Linked DNA regions of Homo sapiens: regions 2, 3 and 4 are each linked to region 1. The links are chromatin contacts, found by Hi-C or POLR2A ChIA-PET in ENCODE. All regions are on one chromosome and are shown on one strand. The core of a region is the stretch at or near the end of the contact, and the rest is flanking DNA. Distances in the headings are between cores, read along the strand shown.

Region 1 (3,469 bases), core at 617-3,116:
CTTTAGCATGAACACATAATTTCATTACAGTTATTAAGATGGTTGATTAGAGAGAACTGGCTAGGACCTTACTGTGGGTATTAAATAATATATGATATATGTACCGAATTACCTTTCTAAAATCTGAAAAACTTGAAATCCCAAAGCAGACTGTAGACTTGTATCCACACTTGCAAATTCCAAAACGGCAATTTTTCAGTTATGAGATGAATAGGTTTTTGGGAGAGCGTTTGCTTGAGGACCTAAACCCACTCATTTAACTGTTTCTATAAGTACATACATTTACTGTTTTAAACAACCAACTTAGAAATGAACTGCTGGAATTCTGTGAGTTAAAGACTTCCTATATAAAATCTGAAAACCTAGGGTACCAGCAGCAGGAACCAGGTCTCCAAGCAGCTGGGTGACAAATTCCTTCAAAGCATTTTCTAGGGTAATCCCTAACCCCAGCTCCAATCTACCAATCAATTGTAGCTACGCTTTTAAACGTGTATCATTACTGTTCGCAATTTGCTGCATTGATTTAAAGAGCTTGTTTTAACAATTTCCAGTTATCAGGGCCCTCAGACATTTTTGAAAAACCTACCGAATCCGAAAATTATTCCTAACACCAATACAGTACTTAACGAAGAGTGAGCTATTTTAGTAAGTTCTTAGTCATTTAAGAGGGAGGTTTTAAGAAATGAACCGCAAGTAGGAATAAAGAAAATGTATAATGTTCACTAAACTTTTACTATTTTGTCACACACAGCTGCATGACAAGTCATGATCTTTAAATATATCAAAGCAAACTTTCAAAAAGTACTTAAATATTATGTCAAAATAAAAAATTGCAAAATCCGAGGTTTTTTTTTAAATTGTGCTTCAAATTAACCAGTCACAACCACCAGTAAAAATAGGGAAAGAGGGGGAGGGGGCTGTCCCATGACATCATCTGGCAATATGTAGTTTGAAGCCTGACAGCGCTCTCCAAATAACCCTTACGAAGATACAGCTGGGAAATCATCCCTGTCAAGCTTAGATAACTTGGGTTTAAATAAAAGGTTCAAAAAGCCTCCCCCCACCTGAGTCACATGTCTGTACCATATGAAAAATAAAACCATCACTGATGCATCTACCTCCCACTACACTGACAGCAACGGAAAGGTCACAATTAAGTGGAAACTCGCCGCAGAGCCTGTTTAATCTGAAGGGGGAAGGGAAAGAAAAGCGAAGAAAAGGACAAAAATCTGCGCGCCTCCAAGGCAGGCAGGCAGGCAGGCACCTCCGTGGAAAACCCACTCCCGCCTGCTGACACCTATGCTCATCCAACAGATCATGCCGACTCAAGATGCAGGTCATTCTCTTAGAGAAAGTGGGGGCCCAAGCCCCAGAAAATAACCCAAACATCCAGCGGAACCGACCACCCCCAACATTTCCCGAGGGTGGTAGGTGTACCTCGCGAAGTGTTCGGGGCTGTCCACGAGGCACAACTCTTTTATTTCTGCCCAAGGAAGGGCGGCCTGAGTGCGTCTCCCTGGAGTGCCAGGGCGTGCCCAGGGTAAACGCAGGCCTCCTGACGGCCCTCGCCCGGCCGCCGTCCCTCCCAACTCCCGCCGTCCGGGGCGCCAGACGGCCCCGGCCCACCACCTACCGCGGTCGCGCCGGCGCCCGCCGATACGATGGGCGGCAGCTTCTCGCGCTCTGACTCCTTCCCTTTCCTCTCCTCAGGCGCGGGCGCCGCCACCACCAGCGGAGTGGCGGGCGAGGGTACCCGAACCGCCTCACTCATGTCGGGCCGGGCGGCGGGAGCGCCAGGCGGCGGCGGCGGCCTCAGTGTTGCTGGGGCTGGCGCTGCTGCTGCCGCCGCGGCCGCGAGAGGGCTCTGGGCTGCCGCTTCTAGCCGCCGCTGCCGCCGCCACTCCGCCCCCGCCCGCGCCCGCGCCTTTGCGCGCGAGCCCGAGGCCGCCCCCGCGCGCGCCAGCCCCGCGGACGCGGCTCCCCACAGGTCCCACAGGTTTCTTGCTCTCGCCTCCCCCGCCCGCCCGGGGCTCGCGCGTCGCGGGTCGGGAGCGCCGGCGGTAGTCCCCCTCGTCAACCCCGAGGGCCCGGAGAGAAGGCGCCACGGTCGACGCCCGACCGCCATATTGTTTGCAGAGTGTCGCCCGAGATGACGAGGAGACCCCGCACCCGGGCCGCGCAGGAGAACCTGGACTAAGGACGGGCAGTCGGGGAGACAAGTCGAGCCCTGCAAAGGGTCGGACGGGGATAGAGTGTCCGAGTGGTACCAGTAGGGCAGGACGTAGGCACAGACTACCCTTCACGGACGGCCCTGGCCTGCGGCGCCGAGTCCCGCGGGCAAGCGCCCTCGGGGTCTGGGCTGGTGGCCTTTCGCCTTCTTCCAGGCGCCCACAAAGCTGTCCGCCTTGGGGCTTCTGCCTTCTTATCCTTGCCCGCCCTCCTGAGCCCAGGAGAGGCGGCCCGGAGCTTGCGCAGCCCGGGGAGACAGCCTTCCTGGCTCAGCAACCGACTCTTTTGTACACGCCTGGATGGCTTCAGCCTACACAGGAAAAGCCTGGAGGTGGGGAGGAGTGCGACGTGGTGGGCCCCCCCTTTCCCCTTCCCCCATAGGATTGGACGGCCAGTCCACACTTTCCATTCCTGTTCCTCTCGTCCCTCTTTGACTGCCAAATCCGCCTCTCCCTTCCCGTCCCCACGCGCCTACGTTTTGCTCTCTCCCCGCAACCCTTTGCTGTCTCCTATCCGTCCCTTCCTTGTTCCTTTCCGTTTATGTTAGAGATGTACATACCCAAACTCTGCTGCACAGTCCTCAATCAAATCATTACAAATAGGAGTAAAAACTTGAAAGCCGAAGAAGAGAGCTTTTAATTATGAAATTAAAATACCCCCCACCTCCACCACCAGGACACCTAGACAATTTCCTTTCCTTTCTTGTCGCCCCCTCCTTTTCCTTTTTCTCAGTCTACTGGAGCGGCGGGGACACCTGCTGATCTAGGAGAAAAGAGAGTAAGAATGCGCTGTATCGCCTGTTAAAAGCAAGGAATTTCGATATTCAGCTCTATCAGATTTTTTATCTGTGCCTTCATTATTTTATTGGAGGTTGAGTGAATTTTTAGATCAAGAGTACCTAAGTCCAAATATAAGAACCAAAAATATCTCTGAAACAAACCCAAATATGATTTCGGGGTATCTATTGTTTACATAATTTGGAGTTATTAGTATAACTAAATACTAGTTATGGTGCATCATGAGATAAGGTTGCATGTTTTCAAACCCACAATTTGTAACAAGTAGATCTGAAGCAAACAATGTTGCCTTCTAAATTTTGAATTCTGACTTTCATTTATAGAAAGGCTTTCTACTTTAATATAGTTGCTGTTGCCACCTATTTACTTGTTAATTAACAAAAGGTATAGAATAAGTGCCATATAGTCAGCAAAAAGTATTTCAGTGCTAATAGCCTTGGAGG
Region 2 (3,469 bases), core at 569-3,068, 1.8 Mb after region 1:
CACGTGATGCCGCCTTCCCTTCTTAGAAGAGGCAACTCCTTACTCTATAAATAACATGACATTGTCTTTTGAAGTCCTTTCTGGGTGAGGAAAGTGCTTTTTATAGCATGGAATTGCTCCTGTTTACTTGATCTCTTTCAGCACCGATTAATCCTGCCTACAGTTTTGTCCTTCACTGTCCTTACACTGTATTCCTAGGTTTCCTCCCTGCAAAAGACAACTCCATGAGACCACATGGTGTTTGAGTGTGTGTGCGTGCCAGCAAAGAAATTTCACTCCCCTCCCTCCCCAAGTCTGCCAACTTTTCTATAAATAATTGTTCTCCCTCCCCTCAGGCCTCTAAGTAGTTTGGTCACTTAACCAAACGCACAGGCACACACGCGCGCGCGCGTAAGCACACACTCACAAAGCGGGGAGGGTAACGTGAATGACCTTGCAAAGGTATCTTGCTCACTGGGGACAGGATTAGCAAACCTGACACCTCTGCAAATAATTGTCTTCCTCCCGTATTCCTCCTGAAACGGTTCGCTCCTTTCGCTGTCTCTCCCAGACCCATCTGGTTTTCACATCGCCATACAAAGCCCAACCCGCCCATCTCCTCTCTGCAAGCCCAGAGAACTTGATTCCCCATGTTGAAACTCGTCGGTGGCGGTGGCGGGCAGGACTGGGCATGCTCAGTGGCGGGGACCAGTCTGGGAGGCGAGGAAGCCGCGTTTGAAGTCGCGCGGCCTGGGGATCAGGGGAAGGCGGGCGGCGGGAGCCCCGGCTGGGGGTGCGCGGGGATCCCCGATTCCGCGCCCGGGGCTGGCGTGCTCCAGGCCGGCGCCGTGGGGCCGGCGCGCGGGGGGCAGGGCGCAGAGGAGGTGGGGGAGTCGGCAGGAGGAGGGGAGGAGCGCCGGGTTCGCCATCCCCAGGCGCCGGCTCTGCGGCTGCTGAATCGGAAGCCGCAGGGAGGATCCGGGGAAATAAAGACGCCGGAGAATGACCTCCAGCGAGGCCGCCTGAGCCGGGGCCCGCGCACAGCCCCGCCAGCCCCCGGCATGGGCGACCGCAGCGGGCAGCAGGAGCGCTCGGTCCCGCACTCTCCAGGGGCCCCCGTGGGCACCAGCGCCGCCGCTGTGAACGGGCTGCTGCACAACGGCTTCCATCCGCCGCCAGTCCAGCCGCCGCACGTCTGCAGCCGGGGTCCAGTGGGCGGCAGCGACGCGGCGCCCCAGCGCCTCCCGCTCCTGCCGGAGCTGCAGCCGCAGCCACTGCTCCCTCAGCATGACTCCCCGGCCAAGAAATGCCGGCTGCGGAGGAGGATGGACTCGGGGAGAAAGAACAGGCCGCGTAAGTCCCGCTGGGAGGGGAGCGCGGGCGCAAGGCAGACGCAGCGTGCGGGGCCCGGGACTGGGAGCGGCTGAGGCAGGCGCCGCAGCACGCCCCGTGCGCCCCCGCGTCTGCGGTCGAGGGACTGCACAGAGTAGGTTCCCGGGACTGATTCTTTTCCTAGGGGACATCAAGCACTACAGGTCTTTGCCTGAGCCTGCCCTTTGCTCGCTTCTATCAGTAGAACGAGGATTGGACACGAAGCTTGAGCGGGTCCCTAGGTCAAGGATATATAATAAGCGAACGCTCTGTCCGCCCTTCTAATTGGTGGCTGGGAAAACGCAGGTGTGTGAACATTTGCTGGGGTCCAGGAGTGAGGATAAAGTGGGCGGCACACCGAGGGTGCTCTCTCCTTTCTCACCCCTCTCGCTTCTCTGAGCGCGTCCTACTGGGGTTGCCTGCCCTTTGAATCACAGAGTAGCCAGCAGCGTCTCGGGTCTATTGGAGAGCGCAAGTCTGGAGGCGTGGAGTTTAACTACCCCCCAAAATCACAGCCTATTAGAAGCTGTTTCTTCACGGCCAATGAGAGGGTTTTTTGGGAGGGACACACCCACTGATACCATGTGGGCCGGAACTATGTGGACCAATGAGGATTGGAGGTGGATTTTTTTTTTCAACGAAGGGGGAGGTTGAGTTGAGGGTTTGTAATTGTAATGTACACCGGAGAAAGCCGAAGTGCATTATTTCACAATCTAAAGCTTGTATATATAATGGTAGTTTGTAAAGTGTACCTTCCCCACAGGACGCTGTGGGATGTAAATTTGTAGGTCGAGTTTACAGCTGGTTTTTCTTGACTGAAGCTCATTCAACTGGTTACTTCTTTGTGGGTGTCTTTAATGAAGCTTATAAATGGCAAAAAGCAAAGTAAGTACAGTAAATGCTAATAAATGACTGCATTTGCATAGAGGTTATGCTGTTCGATATAGGGAAATTGTTAAGTAGGTTTTGGATTTCTGTGAAAGTTTAATGTTTGGCAAATAACACCTTCACTTTTCCCTGTTTCTATGTCTTTTTGACTCTTAGCTTTTCTGTATTGGATTAAGGTTTCTAAGACCTTGGAAAGCCCTTTGACATGACTGTGGGTGACTCTGGTACTTGTATTTTGTGGGTTTGAAATGTTAAATTTGTAGGTTAAGATTTTGTGTGGAACTTTAAAGCCAAACAGCAGATTTGGCTACAGTTGTAAGGTGTAAGGTTGTAATCTAGCACCTGAATTTTTATTTGCTTTTGTTTTTGATACTTGTTAGAAAATGACTTTCATTAGTATTAATATTTTAAAAGTCAGGACTTAATATTGATTACCTGTGATTTATAAACCTGTTTCACTTATTTTGAAGCTATACTTCAGTTATTTCTCTTATCTACATTGACAGATTGTACTAGAGTTTGCAATGAAAATAGCTAAAATATAATGAAAGGGAGCTTCTAGCTTAATCTTCTATGTTTAATTGAGGATATAACACCTCTTGAAATAACTTCTGAGGAATTGAAAATACACCCTCTAGGAATATCTTGAAGACAGAGAAAAACTAACCTGAGCCTTAACTTGTGCTTGCAAACCCACAGAAATTATTTTAAAATACAAGAAAATGTAACTATCTGCCTGTGTGCTTTGTATCAGAAATTAAAGTGGTTTATGTTTCTTACAGAATAAAAATCCTAGTTGTTTTAAGTTTCATGACCACGATTGTTACTTATAATTTTTAAAAAACGGTTCGTCAAAATTGGATTTACATTATTTACCATGTTTTCTTCTCTCAGATTTGAACAATCATGTCTGAAATAAATTTTACATGTTCCTAGGAGTCACATCTGGCCTTTTCACTACCAAAATTTCTTAGTTAAAAATGGCTTAACTTAATATCTTTGTGCCTTGCCTATTGACATTCACATATCTTTATAAAAAGAATATTGTCCAATCAGTTGATATTTAGTTACTCTAAGAGGAATTAGGTACTCTAAGAGGAATATTTAGGTACTCTGTGAGTATTTACATACTCTAAGCTTATTCCTATTTGCTGATGACTGACAGATTTTACAGGAACGATTTTTGCAAAGAGTAGTTGTGTGCTTTAAACGCAAACTTTAGTGTGTGCTG
Region 3 (3,469 bases), core at 504-3,003, 1.2 Mb before region 1:
GAAAAAAAAAATCTCTTTACACAAAAATTATTGTAAATATTAGACACAAGCAAAGAACTATTCTATTCATTGGTGATAAAGTAAATCTCTTCTAAGACTTGAAATGTATACGGATCATAAACATCAAGTTCAAGATAATGGTTAACAGTGGCTGGAGGAAAAGGGATGGAGAGGGAAAAGGGGGGCTCCAGCAATGATTGTTTTGTTTCTTAATCTGGGTGATGAATATACAAATGTTTATTACATTGTTCTTAATAACTTTTTGTAAGTCTGAAATATTTTGTAACTAACATTAAAAAAGAAATTAAATAAATGCATACGGAAAAGGTAATATTGCCTGGTTTTATTAAACAACCAAAATAATTTTAAAATTTGCACTTGTTATATGCACTGCATTTTTAAATAAAAATCTTCAAACAACTAACTACTAACAGAAGCCCCAGAGTACAACAACTAGTAAGTGTCACTGGCTAGACTTAAGATTGCCACCCAATTTCCTCTCTGACACCTTGTTTAGAAACCTAGTCATCACCTTCGATATCCACAATTCAAGTTACCAGGGCTGAGTAAACAATAGCCTAAGAAAGTTTGTTGATACAAGTTTTTCTAAAAAATAACCTTTTAATTTTAGAATACTTTGGGGTTTACAGAAAAGTTGCAACAGCAACTGTTAACAGCCACAAAAACGGACACACAAAACACACATACTCAGTAAACTGTGGAGAGCCTCTAAAAAGTTGAATAAATCAATTCTAACTAAGCAGCAGTTTCTAGCTTATTTTAAAATTGGGAAGTTATTTGGAAACCAGTCAGGGGAGGGCCGAACACCCCTCCACATCCCTTTATCTCGAAATATCCGTTTAGTTTGGTCTATGAACAAACACGCAGATGAAAGGGAAAACTGCAGCACAATCAGAAATTTACACTAGCTTAACTTGTCTTGATCTTTTAAAAAACATAAACTCACTTTATTAATTTTTAATGTTTAAAGACAGAGATGTTTACTTGTTTAGTAGGGATGCAGAAAATATTGCATCTAGAATAAAGAGAACAGTGATTGATTGCTTTTTAGAGGTAATAATACCAACGTAAGTGCTTAACCATCTGCAAAATAGGTATTCAGTCTTACTTCCAAACTGACAAACTACATGAAGTAGCATATAAAAGTGACACCTACATCTTTATTGACTATAGTTTAAACATAAGAACGCACTTTTCAGTATGGAACAGTGATCAAATCAAACATGTTATTTTCTCCTAAAAACCACATACACACAGCAACCGGGTGTCATTTTTATTGAACAGAACGCGGAGAACCAAGAAACTGGGACCCTCAGGAAATGCAAATAAAATCCCTCTCCCTGGACCGCGCAGTAGGGGGCCCAGCAGCGAAGCCGCAGCGCTCGGAATCCTGTCAGCCCTCTCCCTACCTGCATCTCACCACCACCTGGATGTTCTTCCCCTTCTCCTCTTTCTTCTTCGCAGACGAATTTGGCTGCGACGCCATGACGGTCCCCGCCAAAAAATCAAGGCCCGGCCGCGGACCTGGGCGCTGTGAGGGGCGGAGGGGCTTGGCGGCCGACAGGGGCCGGAGTCTCCCTGGTCCCTCTCGGGCGCTGGCGTGGCCTGGAGGACCGACGCACGCAGGTCGGCGTCCCCGCTCTCTACCCGGTACTCTGGCCGTGGCGTTTGTCCCGCGCCAGTCGGAGCCGCCAAATCACTAATCTCGTCTCCGCCCGAATCCCCAGAAACTAAGCAACGACTCGGCGCCTCAATTTGAAAAAGAGACAGAGTAGCCGGACCAATGGCTGCGCTGGCGCGCAAGGCACCATGGGATGCAGTATCCTCACTGGAGCCCCGCCCCCGGAGCGTGGCCTACGGGAACGTAAAGAGGTGGTCTGTCTGCTTGCTCCGGAACTTGGTAGTCCAGAGCCGAGACGCTAGAATTGAGTGTGGAACTTTTAGCGTAGCGTGGCTCAACTTACATAACGTCCCTAGCCCAAAATTCCCTCAGCTGCAGAGAGGAAATAATAGTAACCATCTCAGAGGGTTAGGGTGAGAATTAATGAGCTTGTGGAAGTAAATAGATTGGAATATATGGTAAGCACTCGCCATGATTATAATTATTAGAGAATTGTAAGAGAGGGCAGTAGAAGCACAGAAGAGAGGTCCAAAGCGAGCCGCCATCCCGGAGGCAGAGACCAGAATAGTCTTTGTGTGTGTGTGTGTGTGTGTGTGTGTGTGAGAGACGGAGTCTTGCTCTTGTCACCCAGGCTGGAGTGCAGTGGCGCGATCTCGGCTCATTGCAACCTCCGCCTCGCAGGTTCAAGCGATTCTGCTGCTTCAGCCCCCGAGTAGCTGGGATTACAGGTGCGTGCCACCACGCCCGGCTAATATTTGTATTTTCAGTAGAGATGTGGTTTCACCATGTTGGCCAGGCTGGTCTCGAACTCCTGACCTCAGATGATCCACCCGCCTCGGCCTCCCAAAGTGCTGGGATTACAGGCGTGAGCCACCGCGCCCGGTCCAGAATAGGCTTGAAGAATAATTAATGTTGGGGCCCGGTGGCTCAGGCCTGTAATCCCAACACTTTAACGGGCCGAGGTAGGACGATAACTTAAGTTCCAGGAGTTTGAGACCAGTCTGGGCGACATAGGGAGACCCCCCTCCCCGCGCCTCCCAACGGGTCTCAACAAAAAATAGAGGGGAAAAAATAGCCTGGTGTGGTGATGCGTGCCTTTTGGTCCCATCTACTCGGGATGCTGAGGAAGAAGGATCGCTGAACACGGGAGATAGAGGCTGCAGTGAGCCGGGATTATGTCGCTGGATTACTCCAGCATAGGCGACAGAGCAATGCCCTTTCTCAAAAAGAAAATAATAATAATAATAATTAGGAAGTGTTAAGCGATAAGGCTACTACAGGTTCCAAATCGTGATGAAATGGACACTGGACGCCATTTGGAGGACTCTGAATTTATCCTTTAGTCATCATCTCTAAGTGACTCCAGGCAAGAAAGCAGGGTCCGCCTCGATTTTAGAACGACTGCACTGACCGAGTGACGCAGGCCGCGGGTGCGCTGCGCTCCCCGTTTCTGCGCGGCGCAGCGGGCGGTGGCATCTCAAGGAAGCTGCGCAAACATCCGCCGCCCCGGCCTACGGATCCCAGCATGCAGCGCTCGCTGGGGCCTGCGCGCCGTCGGTCACCTCCGGCCTGCTGCGGGAGAACTTTTCGGCGTCTTGGCAGTGCCTGGCGTGACTCGACCGCTGTAGGTGTGGTACGCCGCACCAGGAAATACTGAAACAGGAGCCTATTGTTATGAATAACTTTTAAAATCTTAAGGAAATTGAACACTTGAACAAAGGATTTTTAGCAAAGCAATTTTATTTTTGCGCAGAGGGGTGCCTTTTTGGCCAGTCGCCTTGAGAGCACACCTGAACAAAGGGGCAGGAGTCTATTTTTGACGCAAGT
Region 4 (3,469 bases), core at 263-2,762, 1.2 Mb before region 1:
TATCCGCCCGGCTTGGCCTCCCAAAGTGCTGGGATTACAGGCATGAGCCACCACGCCCGGCCATCTGGAAGCATTTTTATGTAAGCATTTCTAATAAGTAGCCTAAAGAGATCTCAGGAAAAAAAAGGGTACTAATCTCCAAGTCTCGAGTATTTGTTGTGATGTATTTTCTCTCTATAGTAATCTTCTGATTGCTAATTTTGTATTTATAATTTGTATTTTATGTCTCAAAGAGGTCCCCCAAATTGTATATGTTTCAAGCCCTCCAAGTCTGAATCTACCCCAGCCCATTTATAGATTCCATTAATGGAGCATAAATGTATTCAGAAAGGCTGCATTAACACTCTCAGAGGAGCTGCTTCAAGGTGATTGACTACTCTGCATTGGGACTGGTAATTTAAAGGTTCTTAAAACCATGCACTTGCAAACACCACTAGGAGGCTTGCCATAATTTTTACCTGTTTTCATCCAAAGGTTTGCCTTTAGGTGAAACCGCACTGTTAAAAAGATCGTGGGTACGTCTTCGATAAAGCATCAACTTGATTAAGGAACCCTCCTACTGAATTCCCATTTAAAGCAATACTTGGACTAAGGACACCGTTTTTGGCTGCAGTCTTGATCGTCTGTCAATCAGAAACCTAAAAGTACTTAAGCTGGCAAGTCACCATCCCTAATAGCATTCTTCCTTAAAGACTCCCATAAGGTATTATGGAAAGTTAGATTCATAACAACTATTAAGTTGTTCGTGGGTGCAAAGCCCCATAAAGCCACTGGGGAGAAAATTCTTTGTTTAAAAAGTAACCACTGAAGCCGACTGACATTAGTAGTATTCCTAGTACGGAGTACTAACAAGAGTAGTAGTTTCTACTCTGGATTTGAAGCCTTGTTTTGCTGCGGCGCCCGTCCCATCCGCACCTTCCTCTTAAGAGAGCTGCTAACTTCCCCAAGGATGGAAACGTCCCCCTGGGTCCTGGCCTCTCTATCGCTGACCCCTGCGTCTGAATTTCCCCCACGCCGCACTCGAGCCTTGTCTCCAGCGCATCTGTGCCTTCGCGGTCCACGTCCCCACCGCGCTCTAGAGGGAGCCCGCGGGCCGCGCGCCGGCCGCGGATTCATTTTACGTGAGGCCGCCGCGACCACGAACCTTGTTCCAACACCTGCAGGGTCCGGCACGCTAGTCAGTGGGGGTGCCTCAGAAAACATAGCCCCGTGTGCCCTCACTGGATTTATGAGCGGCCCCTCGCCCCCTCACAGTCAGACACACGTCGCCACCCTCACAAGTGCGGCCGGTGGGATCTAGCTGGGACCCTCCCCGCCTGGGAAAGTCTGGGTGCTGGCTCCTAAAGCGCCCCGGCCAAACCCCTGTCCCTCCAGTCCGCCTGCTCAGGCCTCGGCTGTCCGCGGTCTTCACCGTCCTCGCCTGCGTCCTGGCCCCATCCGGCTCCAGGCAAAACCCGGAGCAGCTACCTCTCCGCAGCTCCCGGGAGACCGCGCGGCGCCGCGGCTAGAGCATGCGCAGTGCGCAGGGCCGGCTCGAAGCGCAAGCAGGAAGCGTTTGCGGTGATCCCGGCGACTGCGCTGGCTAATGCGGTACCGGCTAGCGTGGCTTCTGCACCCCGCACTGCCCAGCACCTTCCGCTCAGTCCTCGGCGCCCGCCTGCCGCCTCCGGAGCGCCTGTGTGGGTAAGCGGAATGGAGCGCCCGGGCCCTCGGGCCCCGTGGGTCACAGCGGTTTGGCGCTCGGGTTGCAAAGTGGTGATTCAGCACTTAAAGCCGCCACCGCTGCCCCTCACGCCGCCCGTCCCGCCGGCCTGGGGCCCGTACTGCCGCGCTGAGGCCGCCCCAGGGCCCGGAAGAGCGGCTCGCCAGGCGGGAGCCAGAGGCCTGGTCCAGAGTCGGGGACGTCCCTTGGGCTGGTGAGGGGCCGGGGCCGCTACCCGGGGCCACGGGGCGTGTGCCACTAGTGCGGGGGGCGCAGGGGCGGACAGAGTCACCCGGCCTGCACCTGGGAGCCGCGCCGCGTCACTCTCCCGGAGTCCGCCTGTGAGGGGGCCGGGAACCTGAGGCGGACTCGAGCCGTGGGGTAAAGGAATCCGGCGACTTCGGGGGGACCGCTTCTCACCTTGCCCTCAGCCCTGCCCTTTTCTCCGGGCACTGAGTTTCCAGGACCGTGTGGAATGCCCGCGCTGGGAAAAAAGTTTGCCTGCCTCCCGCCTTGGAAGACGAGTGTGGGGTTTCCTATCGGGGGACATTTAGGAGCCAAAAGATACCTCGGGATCCTCTACAGCAGCTCCCTTGTTTTACGTCGGAGACAACCGGAGCTCCGAGAGATGGCTTGATTTCCCAGCAACTGCCGAGATTGTGGCAAAACCAGGATTAGGACACAGGTTTTTTGCCATCCGGCGGCGTGCCCTCTCCACTGCACCGTTGATCTGCGTACGCTAGGCGTTTTCAGGCTTGTAGTGAACGCTGAATACTTTTTACTACGAATGGAAGAAGATAGGCAGTATTATCTTGCCCTCCCTAGAAACGTTATTTGAACCCCTGCTGGTTTTAATCAGTAATAGCCAGCACCTACTAAGTGCAGGGCACTGTGCTGGACCCTCTATGTAAAGTATGTGTCTGCCTTCCAAGGAACTTTGACTTGATTGGAGCGGATTGGGATGCCACGGGAATTGAGATAGCTACAAGGGTGTGTTGATGAGGGTCAGAAGATGGGTAGTATGGGTAGTGTGTGGGGCCAGAGATGGGGGGGTAGGCTGGCTTTGGAAGGAATGGCAGAAAGGTTGGAGTGAGGGCTGGCGTGGGCGTAATCCAGCCTAGATATGCGGGCAGTTTGTGTTGGGGGAGCAGTGAGCCGATTAGTCTGGTTGAAGCTTTATAGAATTTCCTTGGGGTAATTAGAAGGACACAAGTCCTGTATTATAACAGTAGGGTAATGCTGGCCTGGGTCTTGAATTTTAGTTGGGATTTTCCCAATGCGTAGTAGGTAGGGAGCCATTAAAGTTTTTGAGCTGGAAAGTTATCTGATGGAACTGGGGGTTTAGGAAAGTAGTTTGGTGGCTGTGTGCAGGATGTCAGGAAGTGGAGAGAGTCCTAAGGCAGAGAAACCTGTTGGGACTTAGTCTTTACTGCCTGTATTAGGATGGTAGCAGTGGGGCACTAAGATAAGCTAATACAAATGAAGACTCTATGGAACTTGTTCTCCTCTGTTTTCCACTACATCACAAAATCTCCTATAATGTGCAAAAGACCCCTGAACTTAGAGAATCAGGTGGTAAGCACAGGCAGGATGCCTCCTTTTGTCCTCTTTTGTGTCAGTCTGCTTTTGTTCTAAATTCATTACTGATAGGCTAGGCTTAGCTGTCTCCATACTGTCTCCAGCATATAGCATTTGTGATTTTTAAAGAAAGCACCAATTTTAAGTTTTGTATAACTAAGTGGTTTGTATGTTCTAGTTAAAATTACA

The links. Hi-C counts contacts between places; a loop is a spot of excess contacts on that map. ChIA-PET counts read pairs that join two places held with the same protein, here RNA polymerase II (POLR2A). Pooled maps may share reads with other maps.
Region 2: a pooled map shows a loop between it and region 1 (10-fold over the local background). The contact joins the promoter of PANK1-AS1 here to the promoter of HECTD2 in region 1. A Hi-C loop is called at or near these places in 6 of 50 pooled maps.
Region 3: a map of CD8-positive, alpha-beta T cell shows a loop between it and region 1 (6-fold over the local background). The contact joins the promoter of KIF11 here to the promoter of HECTD2 in region 1. A Hi-C loop is called at or near these places in 2 of 168 maps with a recorded cell type or tissue (CD8-positive, alpha-beta T cell and naive thymus-derived CD4-positive, alpha-beta T cell) and 12 of 50 pooled maps. POLR2A ChIA-PET finds 5 or more read pairs at or near these places in 1 of 52 experiments (WTC11).
Region 4: a map of CD8-positive, alpha-beta T cell shows a loop between it and region 1 (3-fold over the local background). The contact joins the promoter of IDE here to the promoter of HECTD2 in region 1. A Hi-C loop is called at or near these places in 1 of 168 maps with a recorded cell type or tissue (CD8-positive, alpha-beta T cell) and 8 of 50 pooled maps. POLR2A ChIA-PET finds 5 or more read pairs at or near these places in 1 of 52 experiments (WTC11).

What each region holds. Positions count from the first base shown.
Region 1 is chr10:91,408,741-91,412,209 of GRCh38, reverse strand. It overlaps HECTD2 (HECT domain E3 ubiquitin protein ligase 2), which reads right to left and starts at 1,866. Exons shown (of 21, transcript NM_182765.6): 1 at 1,634-1,866. The coding sequence starts at 1,771. All of the region lies in intron 3 of HECTD2-AS1 (HECTD2 antisense RNA 1), which reads left to right. RefSeq lists a silencer at 1,510-2,099 and an enhancer at 2,250-2,459.
Region 2 is chr10:89,642,463-89,645,931 of GRCh38, reverse strand. It overlaps PANK1-AS1 (PANK1 antisense RNA 1), which reads right to left and starts at 1,818. Exons shown (of 5, transcript NR_184344.1): 1 at 1,733-1,818. It overlaps PANK1 (pantothenate kinase 1), which reads left to right and starts at 690. Exons shown (of 7, transcript NM_148977.3): 1 at 690-1,332. The coding sequence starts at 1,041. RefSeq lists silencers at 687-1,166, 1,867-1,916.
Region 3 is chr10:92,591,414-92,594,882 of GRCh38, reverse strand. KIF11 (kinesin family member 11) reads right to left here and starts at 1,753. Exons shown (of 22, transcript NM_004523.4): 1 at 1,431-1,753. The coding sequence starts at 1,507. RefSeq lists silencers at 1,349-1,418, 1,499-1,548 and enhancers at 1,016-1,767, 1,869-1,918, 1,949-2,138, 2,949-3,038.
Region 4 is chr10:92,572,136-92,575,604 of GRCh38, reverse strand. IDE (insulin degrading enzyme) reads left to right here and starts at 1,512. Exons shown (of 25, transcript NM_004969.4): 1 at 1,512-1,683. The coding sequence starts at 1,586. RefSeq lists enhancers at 853-1,092, 1,103-1,162 and a silencer at 1,663-2,112.